2 separate regions of the Homo sapiens genome follow, and region 2 is linked to region 1. A link is a loop called in an ENCODE intact Hi-C map of the cell type or tissue named here. Cell type or tissue: dorsolateral prefrontal cortex. All regions are shown on one strand. Each heading gives the region's core, and the rest is flanking DNA. Links, peaks and the distances in the headings are about the cores only. Region 1 overlaps ZNF185 (zinc finger protein 185 with LIM domain). Region 2 holds the start of ZNF275 (zinc finger protein 275).

The links. Hi-C counts contacts between places; a loop is a spot of excess contacts. Peaks named below come from ENCODE experiments on the same cell type or tissue, not always from the same donor. Only the 100,000 strongest peaks of a DNase experiment are listed, where the experiment ranks them.
Region 2: a loop joins it to region 1, with 2.7 times the contacts of the local background. A loop is called at or near these places in 3 of 110 quality-filtered maps.

Annotation. Positions count from the first base shown.
Region 1 is chrX:152,955,084-152,964,258 of GRCh38, forward strand. It overlaps ZNF185 (zinc finger protein 185 with LIM domain), which reads left to right. Exons shown (of 25, transcript NM_001395254.1): 19 at 4,616-4,813; 20 at 8,756-8,866. Among named protein-coding and RNA genes, the nearest start is that of PNMA5, 34 kb to the right of the region's middle. RefSeq lists enhancers at 4,076-4,125, 4,136-4,265. In dorsolateral prefrontal cortex, for the core only: CTCF peaks have their summits at 3,979 (motif pointing right) and 4,180; DNase peaks (open chromatin) are centred at 3,505 and 3,968; H3K4me3 peaks cover 1,402 bases; H3K27ac peaks cover 1,966 bases; H3K27me3 peaks cover 4,727 bases.
Region 2 is chrX:153,329,982-153,339,156 of GRCh38, forward strand. It overlaps ZNF275 (zinc finger protein 275), which reads left to right and starts at 4,172. Exons shown (of 4, transcript NM_001367757.1): 1 at 4,172-4,304; 2 at 6,653-6,729. The coding sequence starts at 6,699. MIR12129 (microRNA 12129) reads left to right here and starts at 5,481; the gene lies at 5,481-5,556. RefSeq lists silencers at 3,966-4,335, 4,426-4,505. In dorsolateral prefrontal cortex, for the core only: a CTCF peak has its summit at 4,139; DNase peaks (open chromatin) are centred at 4,090 and 4,568; H3K4me3 peaks cover 1,935 bases; H3K27me3 peaks cover 3,623 bases.

The DNA.
Region 1 (9,175 bases), core at 384-8,383:
GTTGAAGTATGGCCGCTGGGATTGGCCAAGAGTTAGCTATTGTTACAGGTACACACTCCTAAGTTAGGTTTTCAATTTTGTCTGCCTCTAGGTTACAGTTTATTGACAAAGACTCAAATATAGAACTATGGAGTCCTTCTCAGGCCGTATTTAATTTGCTTTAACAATTCCCCCTTTTTGGTCATTTTCTCAACTTTGAGAGATTGACAAAAACCTTAGTTATTGATATCACTATTACCCTTGTAAATGTACTTATATGGTCTTGAAACCCACTGGGAAACAGGAGGACAGTGGGTTTTGTAAGGAGAGAATAAGGACTGAGTAGAAGGTACCTCTTTATGCTAGAATGTTCTGTTTACAGGACAAAAACAAAACCTGGTCTGTTTTAATAACTATTTGTTTCCTTAAAGTCTTAGTTTGATTATGTTACATTTAGCATGAGCAACTCCATTTTGTTTGGTTTGGTCTGTTGGGTCCTAGTGCATGAGCTCAGTACACAACAATGGCTTGCCAGAATTTTGTTTAAAAAATTCCCCTTGGCTGGGCGTGGTGGCTCATGCCTGTAATCCCAGCACTTAGGGAGGCTGAGGCGGGCAGATCACGAGCTCAGGAGATCGAGACCATCATGGCCAACATGGTGAAACCCTGTCTCTACTAAAAATACAAAAATTAGCCGGGCGCGGTGGCATGCGCCTGTAATCCCAGCTACTCGGGAGGCTGAGGCAAGAGAATCACTTGAACCTGGCAGTCAGAGGTTGCAGTGAGCCAAGATCACGCCACTGCACTCCAGCCTGGTGACAGAGCGAGACTCCACCTAAAAAAAAAAAAAAAAAATATTTCCCCTTATTGGCCAGGTTCTCACTTAGGTGAGAGTGTGACCAAAACTTAGGGCCTTAGCACCACTTTTAGTTACCTAGTTACCATCATTTTAGGTTTCCAGTCTCAGCATGTCATTCATAGGTTATGATGTCCTCATAATCATACATTTCAATCAGTTTTGTTATTCCAGTTGAAGAGAGACCATTTGACATTTCAGAGATGGCTGCATGCAAACATTTGAAACCTTTGAGAGAATACAGTGCACTGGGGAGACTACTATGACTACCAGTAGGATAATACCCAGAGTTTGAAGTATGCTGTTTACCTGAGGTCCCCATAAAACAAACTGCCTAAATTAAATAAAATAAAGAATGAGCTAGACGAAGAGTCTACTCACTTCACTAAGTGATCTTTTCATTAATCCTGTATGACTGAATTTTTATAATCTGCACTTGATATACATATTAGAATTTTAGAAACCCCATATAATTTTGGAATATATATTAATATAATTCACTAAAAATATACCCTGAAGATTAAACATTATTTTTATTGGCCAAGCGCGGTGGCTTACACCTGTAATCCCAGCACTCTCGGAGGCCGAGGCAGGCGGATAACCTGAGGTCAGGAGTTCAAGAGCAGCCTGGCCAACATGGTGAAACCCTGTCTCCACTAAAAATAGAAAAATTAGCCAGGCATGGTGGCATGCACCTGTAATCCCAGCTACTCGGGAGGCTAAGACTGGAGAATCGCCTGAACCCAGGAGGTGGAGGTTGCAGTGAGCAGAGATCATGCCATTGCACTCCAGCCTGGGCAACGAGGGCAAAACTCAGTCTCAAAACAAAACAAAACAGTATTTTTATTTTGACAATGCCTCCCATGATTTTTATACCAAATAAGCCAAATGTCACTGTTGCATTAGTGCATTATCGATGTCAAACCCAATTCTTAAATAAAACCTTATAGACAAATGTATTCAATCTTAATCAGTTTGAACATAAGGTAAGAATTTTATAAACCTTTTATAACCCTTTACAATTTTTGTTGAAGAGCAGATTAGTGCTCTAAGAAAACCTGTTGTGCTTTTATGTCCATGTTCAATTTATGGAAAAACCTAATAATACCCTTTTAAATTTAGTATTATCATACATAAAATTTTTTACAAGGTTAATTTTTTTTTTTTTTTTGAGACGGAGTCTTGTTCTGTCGCCTAGGCTGACAGTGGCATGATCTCGGCTCACTGCAACCTCTGTCTCCCCAGTTCAAGCAGTTCTCCTGCCTCAGCCTCTGGAGCAGCTGGGACTACAGGCGTGTGCCACCATGTCTGGCTATTTTTTTTTTTTTGTATGTTAGTAGAGAGGGGGTTTCATCATGTTGGCCAGGCTGGTCTCGAACTCCCAGGTGCTCAAAGGAAAATTTAAGACAGTCCATGGAGGAGAAAGGTATAGACAAGGTCATGCAGATATTAAACCAGAAAGGACTTATTTCCTAAGCCAGGAATCGAACCCAGACTGCCACTGTGAAAGGGCAAAACCTTAACTACTGAGCCCAGAAGGAGTCTAGAGTAGTTAATTTTGAGCTTGCAAAGGCTTTTAACTAGTCAAGATAATTTTTAGAACTAACTATGATATGAACCCTAAAATTCCTGTTCCCTGGAAGGTAGAGACAAGGAGAAAGTACTGCCACATGGTTACAAGGTCAAGCTCCCAAGGACATAAAACAGGATGGCGACCTTGTCCAGTTTTTTGTTGGTTTCAGGGACCTGCAGCAAAGTTTGTCACTGACCAGCTTGCTGGGCCATCTTGAGCAGCAAGCTTATGGGGGCCCAAGCCCATGTTTTATCCTAAGGTACCCCTCGACACAGAAAAACGACTTTATAGCACAAAATATACCAGATTGACTACAGCTTAAGACTAGACAGCCTCAGAATTCCTTTTTGCATTAATTAAAATTTTACAGAGGAGATAAACAGTGATTTTACAATCAGTTTGCACAGAGAGAGAGAAGCCTGAAATCTGACTGGGAAGAGATATTTACCCTTTTGCTGGCATGCCAGGCTTCTGGGCTCCCTTTCCCTGAGTGGCCCTGGTGATCTGGCTCTCTGCACCATTGCCCCGGGAGCCAAGCCACAACACAAAAGAATTTTTTTTTAAAATGCACTTCAGTGTGTTGTTGTTCATTTGGAATGTTCCACTGTAAGTTATCTTTCGTAAGATGTCACCATTTCTGTAAGAATTTGCTGCCTCCCGGGCGTAATGTGTAACCCAGAAGGAACTCAGTTTTCCAGAAGCAATTAATAGGTTCCATGGAATGTTGATGGTAAGAAAGGAAGGAAAAGGTGACAAGAGTGAGCGTAGACAGCTCTTTCTAAGGAGTTTGGCTGCTGGAAGGGGAAGAGAAGCAGCTGGGGTTAGGTGGGAGGAACTAAGTTTAGAGACGCTAAAAGTGTATGTAGCAGGAGTCACCTGATCAGGTTGAACTGCAGCAGGAACAAGGAAGTTCCATTTTGACTACTATTAGTTGCAAATTGGACCCTTATGTCAACTTTTTCATCTGTAAAAAAAAAGGGATGGCCAGGCACGGTGGCTCACGCCTGTAATCCCAGCAGTTTGAGAGGCCGAGGCGGGCGGATTGCCTGAGTTCAGGAGTTCACAACCAGCCTGGCCAACAAGGTGAAGCCCCGTCTCTACTAAAATACAAAGAATTAGCCACGCGTGGCAGCGGGCGCCTGTAGTCCCAGAATCTCTGGAACCCGGGAGGCGGAGGTTGCAGTGAGTCGAGATCACACCACTGCACTCCAGCCTGGGCGACAGACCGAAACTCCGTCTCAAAAAAAAAAAAAGGGGGGCAGGGGATGAAAATGCTATTGCTTTCCAGGAATAGCTATGACTACTTCCAATAAAGAAGACAAGAAGGTTCCACATGTGAAAACTACGCGGTCACAACGATAAGTGGGCGGGTGCACGCACGCGCGCTGAGATCGTGCGTGCACAGGCCGGGGTGCGGCCGGCGTGAGTACGCCTGCGCGTGCCGCCATTTCCTGCAGCCGCAGACTCTGCCTGCGGTGCTCGCCGGGAAATGAGACGATCAACAAAGAAAATGGTTGTTTTGGGCGAGATCGACCGTGGAGAGGCTTTTTCTGCAGCAGTCCCGGTTCCTGCCGCCAGATGGCGCTCGAGGATCACAAATGGGTCTAGGGTTCTCATAATGGCCCCGCCTAAGAAATTTTGGATTCTCCTGGCCCTTCCCCCCTTTGTGGGGTCAACAGCGGATTTGGGAATCTGGTGACCAACACGTGCGCACTCCCCTACCCTTGCCCCTACCGAGCCCTCCAGGGTAGCTTGGGGGAGAAGCTCCTCCCTAGACTGCCGGGTATTTGATGAGCCTGGCCAGCGCACAGGTCTTGAGCACCATGGTCAGGGAAGAAGGCTGAATGGCTTAGGTCTTCCTAGAGAGGCCGGAGGCGGGAAAGAACTGGAGAAAGGAGAGATGGCAGTGGGAGGATGGGGACAAGAATACCAGTGTGTTTCCAGCCAGAAGACGATGTCTTTTAACACCTCATTGAAGTCGTCAGGTGACTTTGCCCTTGTCAGAAAGGAGCAGCACTGCGGGGGTCCTACTGAGGAGGAGACTGACTGCTCCTTGGGGTGGGGATTGTGCCTCCTTCCTGTCTGCCCCACTCTTGGGGAGATGAGTCCCTCCAAGTCCACGAGACATGACAGCCAGCCTACCTGCCATGGGAGAACAAAGTCTAGTCTCAGGGCACTCACTTCATAAGGGTCTTATTCTTCCTCAGCGTGTTGACTGATTTTGAGGGGAAGGATGTGGCCACCAAGGTCGGAGAGGCCTGGCAGGACAGGCCTGGAGCCCCAAGAGGTGGCCAAGGAGACCCAGCTGTACCCACTCAGCAACCTGCAGATCCCAGTACCCCAGAACAGCAGAACAGCCCCAGCGGATCTGAGCAATTCGTCAGACGAGAGAGCTGCACCAGCAGGTACGAGCCAAACTGCACTGGGACCTTACCTGCTAGAGCCAGTGTTTTTGTCCAGGGCAGCAACCCAGGACAAACCCCCACACACTAGGCATGCCTGTTTATCCTCTGCAGGTGAGTGTGGTTAGGAGCCAGAGGGAAGGAGAGAAACCAGCATCTCAGGGGTAGATATTCATGGGTTTCAGCTTGGAGCCATAGCATCAAATCTGTTAGACTAAGTCTGGCACAGAAAGGATGCACAGAGAACCAGGTTGTCTGGCAGCCAGTTCGAACCTGGAAACCTGGGTCAGGGGAGGGATATAGGTTGCTTTTTCTGTTAATGGAGATGGAAACTCTCTGAGCAAGGTGTGCCATGGTGTGGATGTGATTCACTGCCAGAAATAACAACTGTACCAGTTGGATGAGCTCTTCCACTGCCATCAGCACTGGGATGGCCATGGATTTGGACAGTAATGTAGCTCCACAGTGCTGACTCAGGGTTGCTCATTGATTGCAAGAAGTTGGCAGCAGTAGCCTGAGGAAACAGGGGCTCTGAATTTTCTGAGAGAGACCAAGAACCAAGGAACAGCCAGGTACTAGGGAACAGACAACACCAGATGCTTGTGCTTTTCTGTGAGCAGCTCAGGTCTCCCAAAGTGGTAGTTTCCTGGCTTCTGGCCTTTGTAGATCAGTGTGGATCCACACCCAATTGTGATGTTTGTGGTAGCTGTAAGAACTTTCCCAATTTTGAAATCCTAGGTGACTTGTAGCATATTTTTTCACATTTGAAAATAATTGAGTTTTGAAAATGTTTTTACAGGCAATCTAGTATCAGATTTTATATCATCCTGAAACATTCTGTCAATTGTCATTTCCAAAAATCCATGGAAAACTGGAGTTGTTGAACTGGAAACAGTGTGGTCTCAGGAAGTGCTTCACAGCCATTGCAACATGGGCAGGGCCTAGAGGGCAGGAGAGAATGCCATGATTTGATGACATTTTACCCATTCCTGCCAGGTGAACTTCATCTCCCTCTCTGTGACAGAATTTTCTGGCTCTCACATCCAGCTTTGGTCACTGGGAACCCACCTATTGGCTCTTGCACTGGCAGGACATGTGGTAGAGGCTTCCAGTTCGAGGCAGGACTGGCTGCATTTTCAAGATGTCCTTATTTCTGGTATTTTGTGGCGATCGTCCTGTCCACTTAACTGATTTTGACCCATTGCCTTGCTGTGATCTCTGTGCTCTCTCTGTCTCCCAGTTCCAGGTCATTCCCTTGACCAGCTTCCAGTCTTTCCTCATCTTGTCCCTGCCAATGAAGTATTCTGGCTCTGCCTTCACTCTCCTGCCATGATCCATTGCTTTGATAGGGTGGCTTCAGGAACAGGGTGAGGAGAGGGCTGTGCTAGCTTTATCTTGCCAAGGAACTCAGCAAAGAAAATTTTTGCTGACCTCTTGCATTCCTCAGCCTGGCTCTGGTCTCTCAAACCTAACACATGGGATGCATGCCAGCAGCCAGCCTCAGTTTCCCTCTGGTCCTTTTCTGTGTGAGGCCAGAGGTCCTTGCTTTATCACTGCCTGGAGCTGCAGTTGATGATGGTGAAAGAAGGTGCACGTGTCTTTTGAGAGCTCCCTTTGTTCCCCAGAGATTTTTTTTTCCCAAAGTGGCCATGAGTTTGGGAATAACCAGGAGCCATGGGCCGCCGGCTAGAGATGCTGCATACTAAGAGCCTCCTGTGAGCAGCCATGTACACAGTGAACACGATGGCTAAGGCCCCATCCAGCCGCCCTCAAAGAGCACATAGTCCACTAAGGAATAAGCATGATCGTAATAACCATTAGCACCTGCTGTGTGCTGAGAATGTGCAGGCACTGTTCTGCATGCCTTATGTGGACTCACTCATTTAATTCTCACACCAACTCAAGGAGGTGCTTTTATTATGGAGAAACTGAGGCAGATGGAGGTTAAGTAATTTGCTGGCAGTTTTGCAGCCAGGAAGTGGCCTAACCGAGATTAGAATCCAGACAGAGATCAGAGCCTGTACTGTTCATCGCTGTGGCATCCATACTGCCCCTCCATTTGTGATAAGCCCAGGAAGGAAAGAAACCAGGTGCTCTGATGGAGAGGGGTTAGAGCAAGGATGGTTAGGGAAAGCTTTTCTATCGAGGAGGAGACAGTTCGGCTGAGACCTGAAACATCTGGAGGAGCCTGCCTTCCAAAGAACCTGGGGAGAGGCATTGTGGACAAAGAAGATAGGGAGGAGGGCCTGAACAATGAGCCCTGTGCTTGGAGGGTACGGGGTGAGGTGAGCAGGGGGCAGGAGCTGGGCCCTGTAGGGTCTTGTAGGTGAGGGAGAGGAGGCTATTGGGAGGGCTCCTATTGCTCACATTGCAGTCCTGGGGGGATGCCCAGGGCATTTTTTCTTTTTTTTAAGAGGCGGTGTTTCACTGTGTTACCCAGGTTGTTTTTGAATTCCTGGCCTCAAGTGATCTTCCTGCCTCAGCTTCCCAAGTAGCTCCAGGGAATTTCTGTTTTACCTTGCCTCTTCAGTTGCGCCGTCCCCTTCAGTATTCTGCTGACATGGATCACAGGATACCAGACACCTGGTAGTTGTTCAGTCAGTAGGAGGTCTTCCTTCCTTCCTCTTAGAATCAATCCTTTTCTCACTTGTTGGCTCTGCATTTTATCCCCCGTGTATCTTTTCAGATTTTTGTGGGGCCTCCTCTCCCATCCAGTCCACCTTCTCCAGTCTCTATGGTATATTTCTTTGTCATAGGGTGAAGCAGGAACAGGTACAGGATGATTGGGTACACTGAGGTGAGGTAGGAGGGCAGGCCCTCAGGAAGGGCTTCCCAGAGGAGGTGATATTGTCTGCAAAGGCATATGAGAGCCTGGAAGTCCAGGGGAACTGCAGGCTGGTCTGTACGGCTTGAGTGGCACGTGATACAGTTTGAGACTATGAGGCGAGAGAGCTAGGCAGATGCTAGACCATGATTGTTCTTCCCTTTCCCCACTCTTCAACTAGTTGTAATCTTAGGCATTGGATTCTCTGGCAAGGGGACAATACCCAGTAGCCTGGGCCAGATGGAGGCAGCCATATCTGGAGTATGATCTGAGCCACAGCATGTTGGAGAAAAGCCAGAATCAGCCCAGGGCAGTGTGCACCCATAGTGCTGGCCTCAGGCCTTTGGAGGGTGAGCAGACTTAAGTTGGAAGGTGCAAACAAGTGGTCAGTGGTGCTGCCCAACATCGTGCCCTGAACTGCAGTTGACAGCTACGGCAGCTTTGGTAATGAGGCTCATAGCCTGGGGGCAGGCAGAGTGAGAGCCGATATTGGCTTGGCCAGAGAAAAGCCCTTTTGGGCTGCCGAGGAGGTTGGATTCCAGGCCAAGGGCCATATCTGGCAGCTGAAGTGTGGAGGTTCAGAAAAACTTCGACACCGGTCAGTTTCCCGCCTCTGCTGGGAATGAGGTGCATCTGACTTTCCTCCTCAATGATGCCTAATTTCATTTGGTCCTCTGCCCCTTGGCCTTGTGTTCTCTAGAGAGTTCCCTGCAGGGTGGCAGAAGGAGCTGATCCTAGTAAGGGACCGTCCCATCCAGTGAGGAGGTGAGCTGGGCTGTGTCTTCCCCTTCTGCACCCTCCTGACTGTCACATCCCCGGGAGCCCCATGATTCCACTCTAACTGAGTGAATCACAGAGGCCAAGGCCCTTGGCTGCAGTCAGGAGTACTGAGTGGACACTGGAAGATTGGGGTCTTGCTACTGACTCACGATGTGACCTGGGACATGTCTCAACTCACCTAGCCTGGGTTTGCTTATCTGTAAAGTGAGAAGTTCCATTTGTTGGTCTTGGAGGAAGCTTCAAGAGCAGTGCTCAAGGGTTAGGCTCAGAAAAGCCTGTTTGACCCTGGAAGGTGTCAGCTCCCAGGTTGACGTGCCCACCCCTCCCTTTATTTCTTTCAGGGTGAGGAGCCCCTCGAGCTGCATGGTCACTGTTACTGTCACTGCCACATCTGAGCAGCCTCACATTTATATTCCAGCCCCCGCAAGTGAATTGGACTCCAGCTCTACCACGTAAGAAGGGCTATCTAGCAACCTGGGAGATGTTCCTCCGCCACTTCCTCCTTGGCGGTAAAGGACTTGGCTTTTGTTCCATGTTGCTTCCCATTTAGTGCCTTCCCCAGTTTCTAGCAGGCCATTAGCCAAGGGGCCACACAGGACAGTGTTAGTCCCCTAATATAAACTCCCATCTACCGGGCCTAGACATTCCCACACCTCCTTTTTCCTATCTCTGTAAGAGGCTGCAGTGGTACTTCCTAGTGCACTAGTGGATGTGGCTCTGCCATTCATGGGTCCATGCCTGGGAAGCCAGCTCCAGTCCGT
Region 2 (9,175 bases), core at 576-8,575, 380 kb after region 1:
TGAAGAAGCACATATATCAATATAAAAATCATTATGAGCATGCTTTATGTTCTCGACTATGGTCAGCCCAGGGTGAGTTTCCCTTGGATGCTTTTTTCCTTGAGTATCAGGACAATTCTTGTTTCTTGTAGTAATCTAGCATTATATCCTAGACACTGTCCATAATGAATTCTAGTAGATTTGGCTTCTTGGTTTCTGTTATATTTCTCCGAAGATGAGTCATTGTTTGTTATTGTTGTTGTGGTGGTGGTGGTGGTGGTGGTGGTGGTTTGTTGTCTTAGTAGACAACTAAACTAGCTAAACTCACATGAAGTCTCCTCTGTATTGGGTACCAACTGCAATCTCCAGACTCCGTTTCTTTGGTATTGGGCATCAGCTGAAACCTCTGCTCAGTTCTTTTCTTGGACTCAGCCCTGTGCTTGCATGGCTCCAGGGTCAACCAGAGATTTGGGCAGAGTGTACAGGCCAAACATGGAGCTCCTCAACACGGTGCTTCTCTACTCCCAGGTATTGCCCCTCCTGCTTTCCCTCTGCCATGGCCACCCTAAAATCTGCTCTCTGGGTCTCTGAGTTTTAGCCACCCAGCACAGCATCCTCTGTGGCCCACACTCACATGCAGACAAGCAAGAAACTCACCTTTGCAGAGAGGAACAAGATTACAAATCTCACCGCAGTGCTCAGCAGTTCAGGCTCCCCTGTGGCTCCCACCAATGACTGGGCAGACATTGCAAGACTCGGGATGCTGCCAAGAGAACCACGGCTACCAGTGCTTCTCAGGGAATGGGTGGCACGACGCCTGCCACCAGCAGCCCAGCCTGAGTGAAATCTGTGGGGACCCTGCTTCTTCCCACCTCGGGCCTCAGACTCAGTGGATAGTAGGTTCATATGATTGGTGGAGCCTGAGTTAGGTGCCCATGCTGTAGCTACAAGAGAAGCTGGGAGAGTGAATACTAACCATCTTTGAGATCTAGAGTGGGAGGCAAACTCTACTTCATGGGATAGGCAATGCCCCAAACAAAGAATGGTTAATATAAAAATGATTGTCATTGTCTACTTTATATGGTATTAAATGGACAGAAGAAAGAAGAGAAACACAGATTAAGAAACAAATAAAACACACAGATTACCAATATCAGGAATCAGGGTGGTGTTATCACTGCAGATAATAATAGAACATTGTGTACAATTTTATATTAATAAATTTGGCTACTTACATGAAATGGGCAAATTTCTTGAAAGATACAAATAGCAAAGCTCAGTCAAAAAGAAATAGATACAGGCATACCTCTGAGATAGTATGCCTTCTGTTCCAGACCAGGGCAATAAAGCATATATCACAATAAGCCAGTTACCCAAATTTTTTGGTTTCCCAGTGCATACAAAAGCTATAGCCTGTTAAGTGTACAGTAGTATTATGTCTGAAAAAAAATGTACTCATCTTAATTTTAAAATATTTTATTGCTAAAAATGCTAATGATCATCTCAGAGTTTGGTGTGTGGTGAGGGCCTTCTTACCATGTCCTCATATGGTGGAAGGCAGACGCAAAACAGCAAGCTAACCAGATGCTGCATGAAGCCTCTTTTATAAGGGCCTTAATTCCATTCCGAGGGAGTAGCCCTCTGGTCTAATCACCTTTTAATAGATCTGGGTCTCTCCCTCTTCTTCCTTCTGTCCATTTAATACTATATAAAGTAGACAATGACAATGCCTCACCTCTTAATAATATCACATTGGCAACACCTGAATTTTGGAAGGGATACATTCAAACCACAACATCCAGTCTCAGGCATTTTTTCATGGCAGTGCAAATGGACTAAGACAATTTCCAAATAATTTTGTTGAGTGAAAGGAACCAAACACAAAAGAAGACTTATTATAACATTTTATTATATAAAATTCTAGAAAATACCCTATAGTGACAGAAAGCAGATCATTGGTTGCCTGGGGACAGGAGAGGAGAAGAGAAAGGGATAGTCATGGGCATGAGGAAACTTTGAAGGTGATGGAAATCCTTATTGCCTTGATTGTGGTGATGGTTTCATACGTGTGTGTGTGTGTGTGTGTGTGTGTGTGTGTGTGTGAAAGCTTATCAAGTTGTTTAGCTGAAACATGACAAATTCACAGTTTATTGTCTGTCAAATATATCTCAGTGTAAACAGACAACCTACAGAATGGGAGAAAATCACCTGACAAAGGTCTAATATCCAGAATATAACCCCATCAAAAAATGGGCAAAAGACGTGAACAGACACTTCTCAAAAGAAGACATACAAGTGGCCAAAAAACATATGAAAAAAATGCTCTCATCACTAATCATCAGAGAAATGCAAATCAAAACCACAATGGGACACTATCTCACTCCAGTGAGAATGGCCATTATTTAAAAGTCAAAAAATAAGAGATGCTGGAGAGACTGTGGAGAAAAGGGGATACTTATACACTGCTGATGGGAATGTAAATTATTTCAGCCACTGTGGAAAGCAGTTTGGAGATTTCTCAAACAACTTATAACAGAGCTACCATTTGACCCAGCAATCCCAGTACTGGGTATATACTCAAAGGAAAATAAATCATTCTACCACCAAGACACATGCACCTGTATGGTCATCACAGCACTATTCACAATAGCAAAGACGTGGAATCAACCTAGGTGATCATCAGTGGTGGATTGGATAAAGAAAATGTGGTAGGCATTCACCACAGAATGCTATGCAGCCATAAAAAAAGAATGAAATCATGTCCTTTGCAGCAACATGGATGCAGCTAGAGGCTGTTATCCTAAGTGAATTAATGCAGGAACATAAAACCAAATGCCACACATTCTCATTTATAAGTGGGAGCTAAACATCGGGTACTCGTGCGCATAAAGATGGGAACAACAAACAATGGGAACTACAAGAGGGGTCAGGGAAGGAGGGGTCAAGGGTTTAAAAACTAACTATTGTGTACTATGTTCAGTACTTGGATGACAGGGTCATTCGTACCCCAAACCTCAACATCACACACTATACCCAGGCAACAAACCTGCACATGTACCCCCTAAATCTAAAATGAAAGTTGAAAACATAAAATTTCTCAGGAACTACATGTGTGTGTATATATATATACATACATACACACACACATATATACACACACATTGCACATAATGGGCTAGCTTTCTCTTTTGTCTCTCTCTCTATATATACACACACACATATATATACATATATATATACTGCACATAACATTGGGCAAACTACTTGAACAGACACTTTACAAAGAAAGATATAGAAATGGCCAGTGAGCACATAAAAGCATACTCAACATAATTAGTCATCAGGGAGATGATAATTGAAATAACAATGAGATGCCACTTCCCACCCTTTCAAATGGCTAAAAATAAAGGCTGACAACCTCAAATGTTGATGAGGATGGGAAAGAAAAGGAGCTCGCATACATTTCTGGTGGGAATGTAAATTGCACAACCACTTTGGAATACATTCTGGCAGTTTCTTATAAAACATAAAACTATCCTGTGATGTGGCAATTCATCTCTTAGGTATTTGCCCAAGAAAAATGAAAGCATATGTCCACACAAAGATGTGTACATGAATATTCATAGTAGCTTTATTTATAATCGCCCAAACTGGAAACAGCCCAGATCATAACCTGGTGAATGAACAAACCAACTCTGATATATCCAAACAATAGCATACTACTCAGCGATAGCACATTCAACAACATAGATAAATCTTGAAAACATCACGTTGAATGAAAGAATCCAGACACACAATAGTACATACGATCTGATTCCATTCATACAGAATACTGGCTTTCCAGTCTTCGCCCTCAGTTCCCGACCCTTCACTCCCCCCACCACCATCTTGAAGATGCCCAAGGGGGAGAGGTCCCTTCCATTCCTTCGTTCCTTCCTTCGTCTGCTGGTCGATTTGTTCGCTCGTTCATTCATTCATTCGCACGCTCATTCCACTCCTCCCCACCTCCACCCAAGCGTCCAGCCCGCGCGCGCCGCTCCCCCGCAGGCTGATCAGACTTGCCTGCCCAGTCCGCCCCCGCCCAAACCCCGCCCCCTTCCCGCCACGCCCCCTTCCCGGGCCAATCGGGGACGAGACTGGGGCCGGGGCGGGGCCTCGCTCCCTCAGAACCCCCGGCGGCGCTCACGGCTCCGGAAACGCGCCGCGGGGCTGTTAGCTCGGCTGGGCACGGGCGGCTCCGTGGCGCTTCCTGCCACGCCAGGCCTGCCTGGGCCGCGCCAGCGCCGCTCCACCGAGGGCCGCGCGTCGGCCGCCGCCGGGCCTGGGTGAGTGTGCGGGCCGCGGGAGGATGTGCGGGGGGCGCTGGAGGGGCCGCAGGGCGGAGGTGATCGTGGGGGCGGCAGGAGGACGTGTGGACCTGAGTGAGCGTGCAGGGCCGCGAGAGGATGTGCAGGGGGTGCAGGACTGTGTGCGGGGCTGGAGCGAGTGTGCGGGCCGCAGAAGAGTGCACGGTGGAGGGAGGGGGCGTCTCTGGGCAGTTGGAGAGCTGCTCGGCCTTGGGCGGGCCAGAGCAGGGAACGGGTCCCGGATGACGAGTACGAAGAGGCCCGAAGGCCTTCCCGAGGCGGGCGGGGGGCGGCGATCCCGGGTGGGAATCGCTAAAGTGTAGAGGCCTGCTCTGCTCTTTGGGGGACGCTAGGAGATGGGAACCGCTCAGGGGCGGAGAGAAAGGACCCCTGCCCCTAGCTCCTAGGAGCCCGATCTGGAGGGGGCATTGTAGGGGTGGGGGTTAAAGGACTTTTCCCTGGTCTAGGGGAGGGACTGAGCCGCAGTCTGGGAGCTGGGAGGGTGGGCCAGGTGGGAACAGTTCCCGCTGGGGAGTCCCTCCTTTCCTTTTGAGTGGGTGGGAGTGGGGGGGGGCGGTTAAGCCTCAGCTTGGTGGGGAGAATGGGGGCCGGTAGGTAGCCTAGAGAGAGAGCTGTGGAGAGGCAGGGGAAAGGGGGCGGTGAGCCGAGCTCAAGGCCCTCTGTCTGAACCAGTCTTTTTCTGTCGCCCTACTGGGGGCCGCCATCTCCCACTTCAGTGCCCCCGCCCCCTTAAACTCCTTTGCTGGCTCCTCCAGTCTATATTTGGGTGATTAATTATATATCTTTTCCACACACACCCCCCACTCGCCTGCCGCCCAAAGTCCATGGTCCCTTTCAAACAACCCCCTGCCCCCATTCCTGGCCCACTTCCCAGAGGTCCCACCCTGCCACCTTGTTCCAACTGAAGCCCTCCAGCCAGCCTTGACCTAGCTGGGCATGCGGCCCCCTCCAGTCTCCTTAGTCAATGAAACATTTCCTCTTCAACCTCAGCCCGACATTTTTCCTTTACAAGAGAATTTCAGATGGGATTGCTGGAACAGCACCTCCCCTAGGTACTAATGCTGCCTCAGCCCCTCCCCACCCTCACCTTCCCCCAACCCTGCAACATTGGACCTTCAAGTAGAAGCCACTTGCACAGTATCTGGCCCAGTTCAGTACATCCCCACAAAATGTTACTAGGGGGATGTACTGAACTGGGTCAGACACTGAGTTTTATATATAGAACCCTATTGAGCAGTAATTTGCAGCCTTCTGTCTGTGAGGGACCCCTTGGAAATCTACCAGAACTTGTGAATTCTCTTCTAACCATCAGCACAGACTCAGAGATAGTGGGCTCCCATTTCAGCAGGTTCCTGGGCAGGAATCCTGTCAGTAACAGAGATTCTGAGAGTTGGAGAATCTGGGAACCTCCAGATTCTAGACAGGCCCAGTGTTAAGGAGGTGCAGCTCTGCATCATAATCTCCTGGGGTGCTTGTTGAAAAATGCAGACTCCTTGGTCTCTCCCAAACCTGCGAAACTCCCACATGAGTTCTTAGTGAACTCCACACCAACTTTCTCACCCAGTGATCCAGCCCTTACCCAAACCTGCCTGGGCTCCTTGGATGGCCCTGGGCTCTTTGCAATTTGCATAGCATCCCACCCCACCCCCAATTTCGACCTTTGTATCCAGGCGATGTTACCTAAAGGAAGCTATACTTAAAATTTATTTCGATTTTTAGTAAGATGCCATGAATCTTCTTGGAGAAATGGGAACACAAAGCTTTCCTCAATTAAGTACAACAAACACTACAAAATCCCCTTCTGGTCTACCTTCTGGCTTTTTATAGAAAGGAAATAAGATAGAAACCCAAACAGAAAGAGACAGGTGCCCAGGCAAAGTGAGAGGAAACAGATGCCTTCCCACCCACACATACAGAAAAAGGCACACACAGACACAAATACCCCAAGAGAGACAGACTTTCCTGGTGAGACACCCTCTCTTTAGGCCCTTCAGGATTCTGCTACTTCGAGTAGCAGCCTGTTTGCTGCTTTGGGACGGGACGGGATGGGCCCACGTGGGGCCTTCACTTCCGCCTCCTGGCCTGTCAGGTGGAAAGAACATGAAGGCCAGGCTCAGCGTGGCCCAGGGCTTGGCTCAAGGGTTGCATCCTGGCCTGGCTAGGGTGGATCCAGATCGTGGCAGTATATATTCAGTTGAACCCTGTATCTGGCCCAGTTCAGTACATCCCCCAAAATGTGGGGGACATGTTCCTGGGAGGTGCACACAGGTCTGCTTCTGTTCACCTGAATTATTGCAATCCAACAGATGGGGCCTTACCTGCCAGGCTGATCCCTTGGAGTAGTTCTGAGGCATGATGAGTCATCCGTGTGTGTCTCTTTTGGGTAAGTCTGGGTGTTTATGCATGGTGTCTGCTGGCTTTGACGCTGGGCATGCTATCAGAAGACCCTATAGGTGGGGTTACAACATGGTGAGGAGTATCGTTTTGGTTCCGGAAGCACTTATATTTTCATCTGTGCCACTGTTGCTGAACTGTCTTTGCCCAGAGACAGTTCTCTCAATCCAAGCAATACAACTCACAGGAGAAAAGATATTCAGGAAAGAGAATCTGGAGTCTAATCTCCCTTTTGGATGGGAGAGGGAGCTGAAGGCATCCATCTGAATTGGATCTTTTGTGAGTGGAAACCTTTGAAGACACCCGTTGCTCTGGCCTAGAACTGAGCAGAACACAAGCCACCTGTTGTCTTCTGGGTAAACTCAAGCTTTAGGGCCTGAGGACATTCTGCTCCAGGTCTTTATTTAGATGCTTCAGAGAGTCCAGGTGTTTCTGGCACCCCTTGGAAGCTTCTGGAACCTTCCAGAGGAGCCTTATTTGGGTGGTCTTGCTGCCTTTCCCCTGCCCAGGGAAGGACAGCGCACCTGTTAGAGAATGTTGCTTGGCTATTTGTGCGATAAAATCAGTTGAACGCTGGTCTTTAGGCTCAGAAGCTACCGTTAGCCAGTAGCCAAACATCCAGCAGTGAGGCAGGGATGTTCTTAATCCAAAGGCAACCAGAAAACATCTCATTATTACTACATTTTGTGACGTGGGTTGTTTTTTGTCTCTGTTGAGTTCAACTCTTCATTTCTGTTCTTCCACATCAAAGTGGAATGATTATTTTGAGACTCTTAGTGTTTTCTGTTTCCATGCAGTAAATTTGATTTAAATAAGTTGGTTAAAATTTACATTGTGATCTAAAGCACGTTAGCAGGAAGATTTGTTCACTCACATGAGCTTTCATGTTTTAGAAAGCATAATTTTTCAAATTATCAGGCAGTAGGTTGACATTGACATCACTATTTTCCATTTATTCTAGCAGATGTTTGTTAAACAGCTGCAGTGTAATGGTGCTTGCCTAGGTCCAGTGTGCAATTCACAGCTGACCTTGACAGGGCCTTTGCTTTCTGGGAGTTTATAGTCTTTAGACTATCTTCAGATCCCATTGAAAGAAGGAGAGTAATACCACTTACGTTAAGGGTTGGAAATGTGTTTTTCCACAGTATTTCTTTGAGCTTTCATATTTCCCAGTTGTATGTAGGAGTGCACCCTATGAGATTCAGGACATGCTTTTGTGCTGTGAGTGAAAGTGCCTCACTTCAGGGTCAGCATTACCCTGTGTGTCCATTGGGTGTGCATTACAATGATTTTCATGTTCTGTCTGGAATTCCTTCGACCTTGATTCCCCAAGATCCACTGTCAGAAGGCAGTGGACACCTGCGTTTGTCACTTTTGTCACAGCATCCAGCTTCTTTTCCTGATTAGTTCCACCATTTTAAAATAGAAGAGTTGTGCAACATGGACCCTAAATGATCCGATTGTCTCTAGGATTGATGATAATTTTATTTTGAACTGCAGTAGGGATTAATGTGTTATCTTTTTTTAATGATCTTCCTTTGCTTCTCATGCAGCTCTTTTACCTGATATACTTGATTGATTAATTATGCAGAGTTTCGTTTCCTTTTGTGGAAGCAGGGCCCACTTCTTTCCTCCCATTTTTATGAGTACCTTTTAAATGATCTCCGTGTCCAGGGCTCTGTCACTGTGGGTGGTGATCACGCAGCCACTGAGAGCTAAAGTACTCTCAGGCTAAGTCCCCTGCATGAGCTGCTACAGGAAGGGGCACTCCTGTTGCTGCACAGGAAAGGATTATTAACAATTCATTTGGGGGTTGTGGCTCCAGGATTTCAACAGTTAATCATGCCAATTAAGTAAAAACACTTCAGTAGGATTTGCCCGATTAAGTTGAACACTTCAGGAGGATTCACTCAATTAAATGTGGGTGGCTTGGGAGGACTGTGTGTGTGTGTGTGTGTGTGTGTGTGTGTGTGTGTGTGTGTGTGTGTGTGTGTGTAAGAGACAGAGAGAGACGAAGAAAGAGAGAGAGGAATGGCATGTCTCGTTGTGCAGTGAGGGCATGTTAACAGGATGGTTTAAAGGCAGCACCCAAACACCCATATATACCATTAGGCCTAGATGACACTAAGCCTCACCCCCAGTCTGTCTTCTGGCTGTGGCGTGGTGTTATAGGTTGGATATTATTTCACTCTTCTCTGGTGTGGTTTGAAAAGTCTCAAATCTTGGGAGCTAGATATTAAGCAAGTTTACCTCTTGGAGCCCTGGTTTCCTTCTCTGTGAATGGAGGCGGTAATAACCGCAGGATGTGGTAAGTGAATTACAGGAAGGGAGATGCATGTCTCCAAACACGTGTAGTGCATGCTCCAGGGATGGAAGTGTGCTCCATTTAACATGCCCCTCCCCACACACATTGATTCAGTCACCCCGCAATTTAT